Linked DNA regions of Homo sapiens: region 1 is linked to region 2. Evidence: chromatin loops called from intact Hi-C (ENCODE). Cell type or tissue: Calu3. All regions are shown on one strand.

The links. A loop is a pair of places that touch in the nucleus more often than their neighbours do. Peaks named below come from ENCODE experiments on the same cell type or tissue, not always from the same donor. Only the 100,000 strongest peaks of a DNase experiment are listed, where the experiment ranks them.
Region 1: it touches region 2 in a loop (4-fold over the local background); 17 of 110 quality-filtered maps call a loop at or near these places.

The regions. Positions count from the first base shown.
Region 1 is chr7:22,781,618-22,789,617 of GRCh38, forward strand. No RefSeq gene overlaps it. Among named protein-coding and RNA genes, the nearest start is that of TOMM7, 37 kb to the right of the region's middle. RefSeq lists an enhancer at 427-927. In Calu3, CTCF peaks have their summits at 1,199 (motif pointing left) and 1,399; DNase peaks (open chromatin) are centred at 1,184 and 4,984.
Region 2 is chr7:23,051,257-23,059,256 of GRCh38, forward strand. No RefSeq gene overlaps it. Among named protein-coding and RNA genes, the nearest start is that of HYCC1, 41 kb to the left of the region's middle. In Calu3, a CTCF peak has its summit at 4,502 (motif pointing left); a DNase peak (open chromatin) is centred at 4,545.

The sequences.
Region 1 (8,000 bases), 270 kb before region 2:
ACTTGAGGGGGCGTAAAGCATGGCTCCTATCTCAAAATACCTCCTCTGTGAGGTAATGTACGTGACACTGCTGTGCACTTGTGTCTGTTCCTTCCATCCAGGCACTGGCCAAAAAAGCTGTATTTGCTTGGCTCTGGAAGAATTTTTAATTCCAAAATTTATCGCCCCCACTCCTACCATCAAAGTGCAATGTGTCATCTACCAACATTTCACTAAGCAAGTAATTCTAGAACAGAACTGGTTGCAGGCCCACCAGAGGACAAACAATGTGGGGAGCTGGATTCAGAAAGCACTACAGATGGGCACCTTGAAAAGAGAGGTGCAGGACTCCTGCAGCAAGTTCTGCCAAGCCATGGTCCTCTCTGGTGCCATCCTCCTTAGGCGTTCACCACTACCTGCTTGCCAGCATCAGCCTGCCTTCTCAGGGTTATGAGTACATCCCCTCCTCCATGCCATAAGCATTCCCCTAACCCCATGCTGACAAGCTCAATGCCAGGCCCCAGTTCATCTTTCCAGACTTCCAGCTCCCTGCCTCAAAGCCCAATTCCAGCCACAGTTCGGAGCTTTGTACATTGTTGCATCCTTACTTAGCTTTCAACCGCAACTGTATCCCTGCCATCTCTACTTCAATGTTATCTCTGCAGGCCAAACATAACCCACCAGCTGCCAAGGCATGCAGTACCACGCTCAGCCCATCGCTACCCGCCTGGACCCTTGTGGCCTCACCACTTGCCTCCTGAGCCTTCTGTGCCCCTCCCCTGGCCCACCTCCACCATCTGCCTTCTACACTCTGCCTGTCAGGGGCCCAGTCTCCCCACTAGTTTATACCATCTCCCATGTTCTATTTTTATTTGTGCTTGCCCTTGTTCCAGAAAAGACAAGACAACACATACTATAGTCCTACCATGTTTTCTCAGGTGGGCTTCTTAACCCATGTGGCTTCTCATTCTATTTGCCCTATGAAGCACAGGGAATCAAAGACAGCGTTTCTCTGTGACATCAATTCTCGCGCCATCTAAGACAGGTCAACAGTAATGGCAGAGGCCTTCCTCGTAGCAAAGGGAAAACAATAGCAAACCACTGATGTTGAACTACCAGCCAGAAGCCAAGTGAGATATTAAGACAGCAAAGCCACCAGCACCAGGACAGGAGCTCATACCTCTTACCAGATAGATGCTGCTCTCCCACTCCCCCTGCTGGACACCGAGGTCCTGGGGCGATGCTTCCAAAGTCCACAGTCCCCAAATGATCAGACACCCATGTTTGCCCCAAGAGGTGTAGACTAAACGTTAAAGAGAAGCCACACTTGCTAATCTCATATTTAATTATCTTCAATGCCAAATTAGAGAAATGGAGTACCCCTCAGTGGAAAAAGGTAGGTGCTACTTGTTAGGCAGACTGGCTGTGAGCCCCCATTCTGTCACAATCTAGTTAGGGTATTAGGAAAGTTGTTCCAAGTGTCCCTGGGCCTTAGTTTCCCCACCTGTAAAGCACAGGTGACACTACCCTCCCCATATGGTTGATATGAAGATTAAATGAGATAAATTGCAGGCATCCAATTGTTATTGTCCACACCGATTGGCAACTAAGCTCTTGGCACACAATCTCTTGGCACCCCAGTGGCTTCATCTATGTAATTCCAATAATACCTGCTCAGCCTACCTGTGAGACTTGGCTGGGGCAGATGAGAGAACAGATGTTTGTCAAAGCACTCTGTAAATCATTAAGTGCTATGCTAATTCATCAATGACAACAACACCTGTCTGGCACTTTGAAGAGACACAGATGACAATGGTAGTTTTGATCTTTGTGGAGATTTGGAAATTTGTGGATGAAATAAGCATGCATGAGAATAACTGTACTTCAAATAGGAGATTGACTGCCATATTAGTAATAAAGAAAAATAATAATAGGAATGAAAAGAAAAGAAAATTTGATTTGCCTGAGGCAGAGGGTCGAGCAAGAATCACAGATGACCTCATGAGTGTCTCATGCTGCAGCAGGTCATAAAGACAAGTAAGATTGCTGTCAGCAGAGATGAGGAGAGGGCCTCCCAGACCCAAGAAAGAGTGAGGGCCACGATGCAGAGGAATGATGGTTCTGGGGATATGAAGAACTCCAGCTTGACCGCACCCTGCGATGAGGTGCCACAGTGGAGAATGGGGTTATGAGGACAGGTTGGGACACCATAGCGTTCTGTGAGATTGAACATGACAGCCAGGCAGTGCAGAGCCATCTAAGCTTTGTGAACAGCATGTCTGAGGAAGTTTACCAAAGACAATGTGAAGGCTGGCATGAGATGGGGAGAACAGGGGCAAATACAGGAAGGAATCATGATTGCCAAAGAGAGATGGGGGCCTGAAGTGATTCAGGATGCACAGGGGAAAGAAGAGATCAAAGGAAGGGACAAATATAAATGGAAGGTATTACGACCATAGTGCTCATGACAAAGAACCACATTTATCACTCAGTTCCACATGTACCAAAGGAAAATATCAGAAAGATGTCATGAGCTCAAATTAATAGTGATCTTTGGTAATTTACAAAAGGATAGAAGCAGTAAGATGAAGTAACACAAAGCACGTCTCTTACAGACTTCTAGAATTAACAGGGAAAGTAGGAGATGTGGTGCAATTACTTATCATCTGGGTAGGTGAATTTCAGGGGAAGAAAATCTCAGCAATATGCATTTAATCAACATATACTTTGATATCTGCTTTTGCCTAAGAAGTTCAGTAATGTCTTACAAATTGTGTTATGTTTCAGCATATCAAGTTCTGCTTGTAGCTCACTCACAATCATCCAGCACAATGGGGAATTTATCTTGCTGGTATTTCCAGGGAGACTGGGAAACAGCCAGTACAGATCAAACCTTTTCACATCATCACACTATTCACTCTACTGGTTAGAGATAACAAAGACAAACACAATAGGGAATGGTCAATTTATAGCAACAAGGACGAGGCTCATGTTTCTTCAGCATACTTCCTAACATGTCAGCAGTAATTACCACATATTAAAATAAGCCAGACTGGGCACAGTGGCTCATGCCTGTAATTCCAACACTTTGGGAGGCCAAGGCAGGAGGATCACTTGAGACCAGATGTCCAAGACCAGCCTTGGCAACATAGCAAGATTCCATGTCTACTAAATAAATAAATAAAAAATAAATAAATAAATAAATAAATAAAAACAAATAGCTGGGTGTGGTGGCATGTACCCATAGTCCCAGCTACTCTGGAGGCTGAGGCCAGAGGATCGCTGGAGGCCAGAAGTTCAAGGGCCCTGTGAGCTATGATTACAGAACTGCACTCCAGCCTGGGTGACAGAGTGAGACCCTGTCTCTAAAAACAAATAAATAAAATTAGCCATTTCAGTAAGCATATGCTCCCAAATTAAGAAACCTTGTTCCTTATTCCATGACAACTTCAGGGGAAAACATATTTTTCCATTTTTTGGAAGTTTTAAGACATATATGCTCAATGTAGAAAATAAAACCAAAAATAAGAGCATCCTCTGGTGTATGCTAAGGTTGTAAAAAAATTAAAAAAAGAAAGAAGAGCTAATATCCTCCAATATACTATGATTAAGATCAATATTTACTCATTGTTAATCTTTGGGAATACTTCCTTCTAGTTTTATTTCTGTGCTTTTTAAAGAAACATGTTGGCCGGGCGCGGTGGCTCACACCCATAATCCCAGCACTTTGGAAGGCCGAGGCGGGCGGATCACGAGGTCAGATCACGAGGTCAGGAGATCGAGACCATCCTGGCTAACACGGTGAAACCCAGTCTCTACTAAAAATACAAAAAAAATTAGCCCAGCGCGGTGGCAGGCGCCTGTAGTCCCAGCTACTCGGGAGGCTGAGGCAGGAGAATCCCTTGAACCGGAGGCGAAGGTTGCAGTGAGCCGAGATCGCGCCACTGCACTCCAGCCTGGGCGACAGAGTGAGACTCCGTCTCAAAAAAAAAAAGAAAAAGAAAAGAAACATGTTAAGATTACATTATATTTGAAGCTCTGAATTCAGGGCTAAAAAAAAATTAGACTACAAATATGTTGCATTCTTGTATTTTGTTTTGCTCATCATAACAAATATTTCTCCCATTGTTGAAAGCTGGAAGACTCCACTCACAATCCATATTTCTTTAACAAGACAAAGAAGCGAATGTGTATTAATTTAGTAGTGTAATGGGGACTTCCAGTTCCCAGTCCAACATTTAAAGAGCTTGGAAGTCATTGTTCTCATCTTCACAACAAAATGACCTTGTGTAATTCCCTCTTGAGTGTGGGATGGATCTAGTCACTTGCTTCTAATGAATCAAATATGGCAAAAGTGATATACCACTTTTGATATTAGGTTACAAAAGACTGTAACTGACTTCTGTCTTGCTAAATATCTCCCTCTCTTTCTCTCTGGTTCTTTTTGCTGGCTTGTTCTGATGCAAGCAAGCTGCCATGCTGTGAATTATCCTATGGAGAGGTCCACATGGCAAGGATAGAGTTTAAAATCAGCAAGGGAATTCCCTAAATCTGAGGTTTGATGTTTTCATTAATCCTGAAAAAAAATCTCAGTCATTATTAACAAAGGGCATAGGCCAGGTATAAGATTCCAGTTGTCCTCTCCCAATGGAGTTGCACAGACAGTGCTAAATTCTCCCAGCAATGATGTGTGACAATAGATGTGAAGTGTTGCCTACTAGAAAAGCTCACCCAAAGGTTGGTATCCAGGGCTTTTATGGAGTAACCACATGACTAACCTTAACAATGTAAGTCTCTAGTTGCCCTCAGAGGTCAAATTGGTAAGGCAGTGGCCTAGGCCCTCAGGCAAAAAAACAACAAAAACAGGTGTTCATCTTAAATTACATTGTTAATATATAATATCCAGAAGGGCCCATGGCCTCAGGTATACAAATAAACTCTCATGGTGGGATTTTACAAGGGCTTGGAGCTTATCAGCAGGTGGTCAAAGTCCGGTCCTAAAGACATTTGGAATGTGTGGTGTTTGGACAACCCAGGCCTGCTGCGTTAACTCTTTACTGCCATCTGCCATCCTGCCTGCCTTTACTGACAGGAAGCCATCAAGGAAATAGTTGCCTAGATAGCAAAGAGCTCACCAGATGGTACTGGAATTGGGTGCAGTGCTCCCTGGTGCTGTGTGCCCCTTCCCTATGCAGGCAATATGCCCTCAGTAGAACATGTGCTAGAATATGGCCATTCAAGCAGGAAGGGCATCAGTGTTCCTAGCAACGTGGCTGAATAGTCCATCAGTGTGAAGATCTTGCAGGAGGTTCAAGCCCAGGTAAGGTGTTAGGTAGAGTGTGAGTTTACTGCCCTAGAGTGGCAGTGTGATGCAGAGAAATAAATTGTAGGTTTAGAATGAGGACACCTGATCCTGTCATTTTTTCCAACTGGCTTTAGGACCCTCATCTGAAATATTTTCCTATTTATAGATGGGAGGCAATATTGCGTAGCAAGCAAGAGTGCTGGCAGGGCAAGTTCAGTGGGAAAGCAACTTGCGCAGGCACAGAGAGCCCTGTACTCAAAATAACCCTAACCACGGTTTAATGCTCTGCTGTCACCATCTTGAACAATGTTCAAACAAGGAGCCCCATATTTTTGTTTTTCACAGGGCCCCATAAATTATGTAGACTCTCCTGGTGCCAGGTCTGGAGTCAGCCTATGGGTTCAAATCCCTGATCTATCATTTTTAGATGTATGAACTAGGGCATAACATCTAATACCTTTTAGACTTGTTTCCTTGTCTATAAACAGGATTTTAAAAGATTGTTGTGAAGATTAAGGAAATAATATATGGAAAAATATAGCGTTGTATATACATAAATACAGTCATTCCTCAGTATCCATGGGGGATTAGTCCTAGGACCCCCTCAGGTGGCAAAATCCATGGACACTCAAGTCCCTTATATAAAATATTTACACATAACCTATGTACTATCCTCCCACGTACTTGAAATCATCTCTAGATTACTTATAATACCAAATACAATGTAAATGCTATGTAATATTTGTTATACTGTATTTTTTAATTTGTTGGGTTTTTTTTATTTTATTTTACCAGGGAGGCCTGAGAGCCTAGAAAATTTTGTATTATTTTTCATTGTTGTATTTTTTTTATTATTGGGGGTAGTTTTTGTTGTAGTTTTCAAGGCATGGTTGGTTGAATCCATGGATGTGGAACCCATGGATACAAAGGACCAACTTTAGTCATGGGTGGTAACTATTATTTGTTCTCAACAATAAATAACAATAAAATAAAATAATATAAATAATAACAATAAACAATAATAATAGCTATCTATTGCTTTGTAACAAATTACCCCAAAACTCAGTGGCTTAAAACAACAACACTTATTATCTCATGGTTTCTGTGGGTCAGAAATGCCAGTGCAGTTTAGCTAGATCCTCTGGCTCAAAGCCTCTCACCAGACTGCAATCAAGGTGTCAGCCAAGGCTACAGTCATCTTAAGGTTGAACTGCAGAAGACTCTGTTGCCAAGCTCATGCACATGGCTGTTGGCAGGATTCCTAGTAGACTGTCAGAATGAGGGCCTCAGTTCCTTGCTGGCAGTTGGCTGAAGGACACCCTCTGTTCCTTGCTATGTGGCTCTCTCCTTAGGACAATTCACAACATGGCAGCTTGCTGGCATCAGAACAAGCAAAAAGAGCCAGGGAGAGAGACTGAATCAGACAGAAGTCACAGTCTTTTGTAACCTAATATCAAAAGTGGCATAGCATCACTTTTGCCATATTTGATTCATTAAAAGCAAGTGACTAGATCCATCCCACACTCAAGGGGAGGGGATTACACAAGATCATTGTTACAAACTGAACAGAATCATCCTAAAACTTAAATGTTGAAGTTCTAACCCCTAGTACCTTAGAATGTGACTGTATTTGAAGATAAGGTCTTAAAAAGGGTAATACGGCTAATGAAGGTATATAGGTGTGCTTAACTCCAATATGACTGGTGTCCTTATAAGAAGGGGAAGGGGCTGGGTGCAGTGGCTCATACCTGTAATCCCACTTTGGGAGGCGGAGGTGGGATGATAGCTTGAGCCTGGGAGATTGAGGCTGCAGTGAGCCAGGATCACGCCACCGCACTCCAGCCTAGGTAACAGAGCAAGACCCTGTCTCAAAAAAAAAAAAAAAAAAAAAAAACAAAAGCATACCAAGGATGCACGTGCCAGTGGAGAGGCCAGGTAAGGACACAGTGAGAAGATGGCCACCTACAAGCCAAGGAAAGACACTTCAAGAGAAACTAAAACTGTCAACAGGTCTGGTTGGACAGGTTTGATCTTAGACTTCTAGCCTCCAGAACTGTGAGAAAATACATTTCTCATTTAAGCCACCCAGTCTGTAGTATTTTGTTATAGCAGTGCTGACAAAAAGAGTCAAACTCTGTAAAATATTGTAAGAGATTTATTCTGAGCCAAATATGAGTGACCATAGCCCGTGACGCAGCCCTCAGTAGGTCCTGAGAACATGTGCCTAAGGCGGTCTGGGTACAGCTTGGTTTTATATATTTTAGGGAGGTACAAAACAGCAATCAAATATATTTAAGAAATACATTGGTTTGGGCCAGGTACGGTGGCTCACACCTGTAATCCCAGCACTTTGGGAGGCCGAGGTAGGCAGATCACAAGGACAGGAGTTCCAGACCAGCCTGACCAACATGGTGAAACCCATCTCTACTAAAAATACAAAAATTAGCCAGGTGTGGTGGCGGGCACCTGTAATCTCAGCTACTCGGGAGTCTGAGGCAGGAGAATCACTTGAACCCAGGAGGCAGAGGTTGCAGTGAGCTAAGATTGCGCCGCTGCACTCCAGCCTGGGCAGAGAGCAAGGCTCCATCTCAAAAAAAAAAAAAAAAAAAAAAAAAATGAGGTCACACAGATGATTGCAGGATGCTGAAGGCAGAGAATTTTATTGAGCCATGAAAACGGCTCTCAGCGAAGAGGAGAGTTGGAAAGGGGACGGGAA
Region 2 (8,000 bases):
CCTCAACTGGGACCACAGGCCTGAGTCATCACACCCAGCTAATTTTGTATTTTTTTAAACAGAGACAGGGTTTTGCCATGTTGCCTAGGCTGGCCTGGAACTCCTGAGCTCAAGTGATCTGCCCACCTCGGCTTCCCAAAGTGCTGGGATTACAGGTGTGAGTCATTGTGCCCTGCCCATTTTCTTATTATTGAGTTCTTTACATATTAAGGATATCAGTATTTTATTATACAGTGTTTTACAAATATTTCTTTCAGACTGTGTCTTCTCTTTCATTTTTCTTAACAGTGTCCTTTGAAGAGTGGATGTTTCTAATTTTGATTAATTCCAATTTGTCAACTTTTTTTTCCTGATTTGTGCTTTTTGGATGCTAAGAAATTTGTGCCTAACCCAAGCTCAGAAAGATTTTCACATGTGTTTTCTTCTAGAAGTTTTATAGTTTTAGGTTTTACACTTAGATTTCAGATCCATTTTGAGTTAAGTTTAAGGGAGGAAGTAGATAATTCTGCCTAAAGGCCCTCACAGTGTGAGGTATGCATTGAGGTTCGTATTTTTACACACATATGTTTAATTGTTGCAGCAGCATTTTTTAAAAGCCTATCCTTTCTACATTAAATTACCTCTGTATGTTTGTCAAAAGTCAATTAACAGCCTGGGCACGGTGGCTCATGCCTGTAATCCCAGCACTTTGGGAGGCCAAGTTGGGTGGACCACCTGAGGTCAGGAGTTTGAGACCAGCCTGACCAACACGGTGAAACCCCGTCTCTACTAAAAATACAAAAATTAGCCAGCATGGTGGCATGCACCTGTAATCTCAGCTACTCAGGAGGGTGACGCAGGAGAATCACTTAAACCCGGGAGGCAGAGGCTGCAATGAGCCAAGATCATGCCACTGTACTCCAGCCTGGACAAGAGTGAAACTCCGTCTCAAAAAAAAAAAAAATTCAATTAACCATGTATATGTTGTTTTATGTCTGGATTCTATTTGAAGTGTTCACCAGCTTTTCCTCTAAAGCGACAGATAAGTAAGATTTTAGGCTTTGCAGGCCATACAGTCTCTGTCACAATTACTCAATTCTACCGTTATAGTACAACAGCAGCCATAGACAACATGTAAATAAGTGAGCATGGCTGTATTTTAATGAAGTATTATTTTATTTCAATAAAATATTATTTACAGAAACAGCCAGTGAGATTAGTCCTGGAGGCCATAATTTGACAACTCCTGCTCTCGTGTGCTCCATTCATCTGTTTCTATCCTTTGATCAATACCATAATGGCTTGATTACTGTGGCTTGTAAGATTTGAAATTAGTTAGCAGTGTTGAGTCTTCCAACTTTTTTCTTTTGCAAAAATTTTTGACTATCTTTTGCTTTCCCATATAAATGTAGGGTATGTTTGCCGGTTTGCTTTCCCATATAAACGTAGGGTATATTTGCTGGTTTCTCTTTTTTTTTTTTTTTTTTTTAGACGGATTCTCTCTCTGTCACCAGGCTGAAGTGTGCAGTTGCGTGATCTTGGCTCACTGCCATCTCCGCCTCCCAAGTTCAAGCGATTCTCCTGCCTCAGCCTCCTGAGTAGCTGGGACTACAGCTACGTGCCACCACACCTGGCTAATTTTTGTATTTTTAGTAGAGACGGGGTTTCACCTTGTTGGCCAGTATTCTCTCGATCTCTTGACCTCACGATCTGCCGGCCTTGGCCTCCCAAAGTGCTGGGATTACAGGTGTGAGCCACTGTGCTCGGTTGTTTGCTGGCTTCTATAAAAGAAAAAATCTGCTAAAATTTTTATTAGGATTGCACTGAATCTATAATCAACTTGGGAATAACTGGCACCCTAACAATATTGAGTCTTCCAATCCATGAACACAGATACTTCTTTCTTTAAAGATTGTGATTCTATCATCAATATTTTAATTTTCAGCATATAAAGTTTGCACATATTTTGTTAGACTTATACCTAAGTAATTAATAATTTGAGTGCTACTGCAAAGTGATTTTTAAATTTTAATTTCCTTTTTTTATTATGAATATATATAAATACAACTGATATATGAATATTGAGCTTGTATCCCACAACCTGGCTAAACTCCCTTATAAATTCCAGTAGCCATTTTGTATATTCTTTTGGGATTTCCTATGTTACAGATTCTCATCTATAAATAGCAACAGTTTTATTTCTTCATTTAAAATCTCTGTCTTTTCTTTTTCTTTCCTTATTGCCCTGTCTATGACCTCTGGTAAGGTGATAGCAGTGGTAAGAGTAGACAATTTTCACTTATTCTTGAGCTTAGGGGAAAGCACTTAGTCTTTCACCATTCTCTTGGCCATGTGAGAATTCAATGAGAAGACAGCCATCTGCAAAGAAGGAAGAGTGCCTTTGCCAGACACCAGATCTGCTGGGACCTTGATCTTGGACTTCTCGGACTCCAGACTGTGAAAACTAAATGTCTATTGTTTAAGCTACTCAATCTGTATTCTGTCACAGCAGACTGTATTAGTCCATTTTCACACTGCTAATAAAGACATACCTGAGACTGGAAAGAAAAAGAGGTTTAATGGACTTACAGTTCCGTGTGGCTGGGGAGGCCTCACAATCATGGTGGACGGCAAGGAGCAAGTCACGTCTTACATGGATGGTACCAGGCAAAAAGACAGCTTGTGCAGGGAAACTCCCCCTTATAATACCATCAGATCTCATGAGACCTACTTGCTATCACAAGAACAGCATGAGAAAGACCTGTCCCCATGATTCAATTACCTCCCACTGGGTCCCTCCCACAACACATGGGAATTGAAGATGAGATTGATTTGGGTGGGGACACACCAAACGATATCACAGACCAAACTAAGACAACCATTAAGAATGATGTCAGCCATAGGATTTTCATAAATGTCCTTTGTTAAGTTGAGGATATTTTCTTACAGTTTTTATCATGAAAGAATATTGAATTTTGTTGTGCTTTTTCTGCATCTATTGGGATGATCCTATAATTTTTCTTCTTTTATCTATTGACATAATGAATTACGTTAATTTAGATTTAAATATTGAGCCACCTTGCCTTCCTAGAATTAATCCCACTTAGTTATGATGCATTATCCTTTTTATTTATTGCTGCATCTAATTTGCTAATATTTTCTTGAGAATTTTGGGGTCTATGTTTATTTGGGATATTAGTCTGTAGTTTTTTTACGTGTAATTATTTTGTCTGGTTTCAATATTAAGGTAATGCTGGCTCATAAAATGAGCTTCCCATGCCAACCTTCCCAGTACAAATTAGACAGCTTTTAAATATCCACCCACTTAATTGGTGAACATTTAGAAACAAAAGACCTCTTCAGAGTGATTTTGTATATGAAAAGGAGTTTGCATTGACAAACCCTCCTTGGGATATGGATGCTAAAAAGTAAGCTAGACATTCTCATTGGGTGATTGGATCCAGAATATTAGCTCCTCAGCATAAAGAAAAACTCCTACACCTCAGCATGATGTATATTAGTTTATCTCATTGGTCCTTAATGGTTTGAGACTAGCCAAAAAAAAAACAAAAAAAAAAACATTAAATGTAATTGAGTCTGAGTCTATACAACTGCTACTCAAATTTTTATTTCAAAAAAAATTCAGCCGGTCATAGTGGTTCACACCTGTAATCCCAGCACTTTAGGAGGCCAAATCGGGAGAACTGCTTGAGCTCAGGAGTTTGAGATCAGCCTGAGCAACATAGTAAAACTTCATCTCTACAGAAATTTTAAAATTTAGCTGGACATGTGCCTGTGCATGTGCCTATAGTCCCAGCTACTGAGGAGGCTGAGGTAGGAGGATCGCATGAGCCCAGAAGATTGAGGCTGCAACACTATGATTGCACTACTGCACTCCAGCTTCGGCAACAGAGCAAGGCCCTATCTCGTTTAAAAAGAAAAGAAAAGAAAAAAAAATCTTGGGTATGAGCATAATTTATTTGATTAATGAATAAGCACTTTAAAAATTAAAGCAAGACTTTTGATTTTTAGTTCAGCTTTTCCTTGTACAGAATTCTTCTTGTTTCAGAATAGAAGAATCTCTGAAATAACATATATGTCATAGAGGCTAAAATTTAAATCTTTCACTCTTACTAGAAGTATTCAATTTGTCTTTGGGTTTTACAAGAGAAATGCCAGATGCTAACAAATATAAGTAATGGTTGTTGTTGGGCTTTTTGTTTAATGTGAATCCTCCAATTACCTTTAAAATCATGATGAAAGCTTAGAAGTTTCAAATTGCCAGCTTAAAACATTATATGTTAAATTATAATATTGTTGGCTATGCATATTCTTTTGCAGAAATATTTTTAGTTAGGCTTCAAAATATCCTCTAAATTTTTAAATAACTACAATTTTATACTCATGTCAGCTCTGTGTCTGTGTCGGTAAGAAAAAAATCTACATTACTTTTTTAAAATGTACATCATGCACCAAAAAGAGAGAGATTTCTGAATTCCATGCCTTCAGGTTAACTGATCAGGTTAGCTGTCCTACACTACAGTGACATCTACTGGCACAATCAGGACTGAGCACCCAGAAGTAATCAGAATGACAGGGCAGCCTTTCTTCTTCCTCTTTGATTATTGGCTGATAACAGGAGTTACATGAGTATGAATTTCCTAAGAACAGATATCATATTTTCTTGAGCTCTGTATCTCCAGTGTCTAATATTGTGATTGTTACATTAACGATTCCCCAGAAATCTGTTGGATAATTATAAGTGCAATTGCCTATGGCCTAACTTTTCAAACAGCACAGAATCTAAATTGAAACAATACTGTTAAAAGTGATTTAAATTAAAACAATAATAATAAAATGGTCTAAAACAAAGGTACTTTGTCTTTGTGATAAATCTCTTTTAAATTCTAATGATAAAAATAAGCTCCACTCATTATCCAGAAAATCACACACAATTTTATACACAACTTCATGAAGGTCCTGAATTCCATCTCTCAACTCAAGGTTAAGAACCTTGGATACAGGAGGTAGAAATATGTTTTAATACACTTTGAAATGCATAAAATCAATAAAACAATAATAAGAAACTACTATATACCTATTAGAATGGCTAAAATTCAAAATGTTAACATAACCAAATGCTGGTGAGGATTTGGTGGAGCAAAAGGAACTTTCATTCACTGCTGGGTAGGAATACAAAATGGTCCAGACACCTTGGAAGACAGTTTGGCAAGTCTTAAAAAATTTTAAACATCTTACTCTATGATGGAGCGATCATGCTCTTTGGTATTTACTCAAATGAGTTGAAAACTTATATCCACAGGAAACTCTGCAGACAAATGTTTATATCACCTTTATTCGTAATTGCCAATCCCCAAAAGAAACCATGGTATCCTTCAACAGGTGAATGAATACATAAACTGTGGCACATCCATATGATGAAACATTATTCAGCAATGACATGAAAAAAAAGCCATCAAGTCATGAAAATATACGGATGAACCTTACATGCATATTGCTAAGTGAAAGAAGCCAGTCCGAAAAGGCTATATACTGTATGATTCCAATGATATGACATTCTGGAAAAGGTAAAACAATGAAGACAGAAAATGGTCAGTAGTTGCCAGGGGTTTGAGGAGAGGGACAGATGATAACTTGGAGCACAAGGGATGTTTAGGGCAGTAAAACTATTCTGTATGATAGTAATGGTAGAGGCATGTCATACATTTGCTGGTAGACGTAGAACACAAAGAGTGAATCTTAATGTAAACTATGGACTTTGGTTAATAATAATGTGTCCATATCAGCTCATCAATTGTAATAAATGTACCGTGTAACAAATGAAAGATGTGAATAGTGGTGGAAATCATAAAGAAGGGGAAGGTGGGGAGTGGGCCTGGGAGGCTGCAAAGTGGGATATATAAGAACTCTCTGTACCTTCCAATCAATTTTCTGTAAACCTAAAACTGCTTTAAAACATAGTCCATACAAAAATTAGCCGGGGGTGGTGGTATGTTCCTGTAATCCCAGCTACTCCAGAAGCTGAGGCAGGAGAATCACTTGAACCCAGGAGGTGGAGGCTGCAGTGAGCAAAGATCACACCACTGCACTCCAGCCTGGGCAACAGAGCGAGGTTCCATCTCAAAAAAAAACCAACAAAAACAACAAAATTAACAAACAAAAAAAAACATAGTCCACTCATTTAAAAGAGAAATAAGCTTCTATTCTTTTGAAATATATTTTAGGATCTATTTGTTACTTTTTAAAAAATGTATGTCAGTCCATAAAGGATGAATTGACCATGAAGACTAAGCTTTGATTTTTTATCTTGCCCAAATTCCTACCTAAGGGGCCTGGGGAGTTATGCCCTGCAAACCGTAAATTCTCATCAGACGGGTGTTATTTAACCCTGCATATCGTGGCTTACTTTCCAGTCTGACTCTGGCATAACACTATGAGACAAGGAATAAGATCAAAATATTTAACCCCAAAATATATTTCCTTGCCATATCTTGAAATTGCCCTGCAAAGTCTCTTGTGGGAACAATCCACATTCTATAGAGAAGCCCCTTTCCCCTTTGTTTTCCTTCTTCCCTTCCCAGATCCAGGAGAAAATCAACTAAGAGCCAGGGACCCTTTTAAGTCTGATAAGAAACATTTTACAACCTGCTCTCTCTGAAGTCTGCTATCTGAGAGCTTCCTCTGCACAATAAAACTTGGTCTCCACAATCCTTTAACCTGAACATTTTCTTTCTATTGATCCGATGTCTTCAGATAAACTCAACCAATTGTCAACCAGAAAAAGTTTAAATTTACCTATAGCCTGGAAGCTCCCACTTTGAGTGGTCCCACCTTTCTGAATGAAACCAATGTATTTCTTAAATGTATTTGATTGATGTCTCAATCTCCCTAAAATATATAAAACCAAGCTGTACCCCGACCACCTTGGGCACGTGTACTCAGGACCTCCTGAGGGCTGTGTCATAGGCCATGCTCCCTCATATTTGGCTCAGAATAAGTCTCTTAAAATATTTTACAGTTTGACTCTTTTCATCAACAACCAAGTTTACATTTAAACACTTTTCTCTGTTACAATTTTAAATGACACATAATCTATGACAGGAATTTATTTTATAAGTGCTCACATAATTAAGTCTCTCTAACAGAAGGCTATTTTTCTATTATGAGCCTAAAGGAGAAAATGACTTTTTACTTAATCCTCGGGTTGATGAAATTAAACACTTCATTTGGTGTGCTTTTCATTTTGATGTCCCTTAGGACTGAGAATTGCCTTTCCCAGAAAGTACTGTAAATCGACTGTGAATTGCTAGAGTGATAGAGGGAAGAAGGACGATTCTATTATAGCTTCTGCCAAGAGCTGACAGGCACATCCCACGAGCCGCTGCCAAGAAATGTTTAATAGTGTGGTAGGGAATTCTAGTCCCCAGATCCTGGTGAAAAACTGAAAATTGCTTTTGGTTTGTCAGTTAAGTTGTAAAATGTCTTAGGCTCTAAAATTGATTACCATTTCATCCCAAAGCAGAATGGCAGCCTAGCAAATTGTGATCCTTATAAGTACTCATCAGAACCCCTAGTGCCTACCAATGCTAAAGTATTTTTCGGCCATCTCTATAAAGCTCAAAGGGAAGTGGACATTTGGGCAATGGCTTGAGCAATTTCAGGACAGCAGTTTATCTTTTGGTCTGAGTTGTTTGGAGTTTAAGTCTGTGATAATAAAAATTTCACAAAACAACTTCCTGTTTTCACTACTGAGCACTACTGAGCAGGTCTAACCTTAGCCATCAGAAAAAATAATAATAATTATAGGACAAGATTATAGCCATAACTGTTCCTATTATTCAGGTTAAAATATATGGTTTTTGTCTGATGCAATTCAATGAGCTTGGTTTGTGTCTAAGGAAAAGACTCTGCCCTATGTGAAGAAAAAAGAAAGAAAGAAAAAGAAAGAAAGAAAGAGAGAAAGAAAGAGAGAAAGAAAAAAGAAAGAAAGAGAAAGAAAG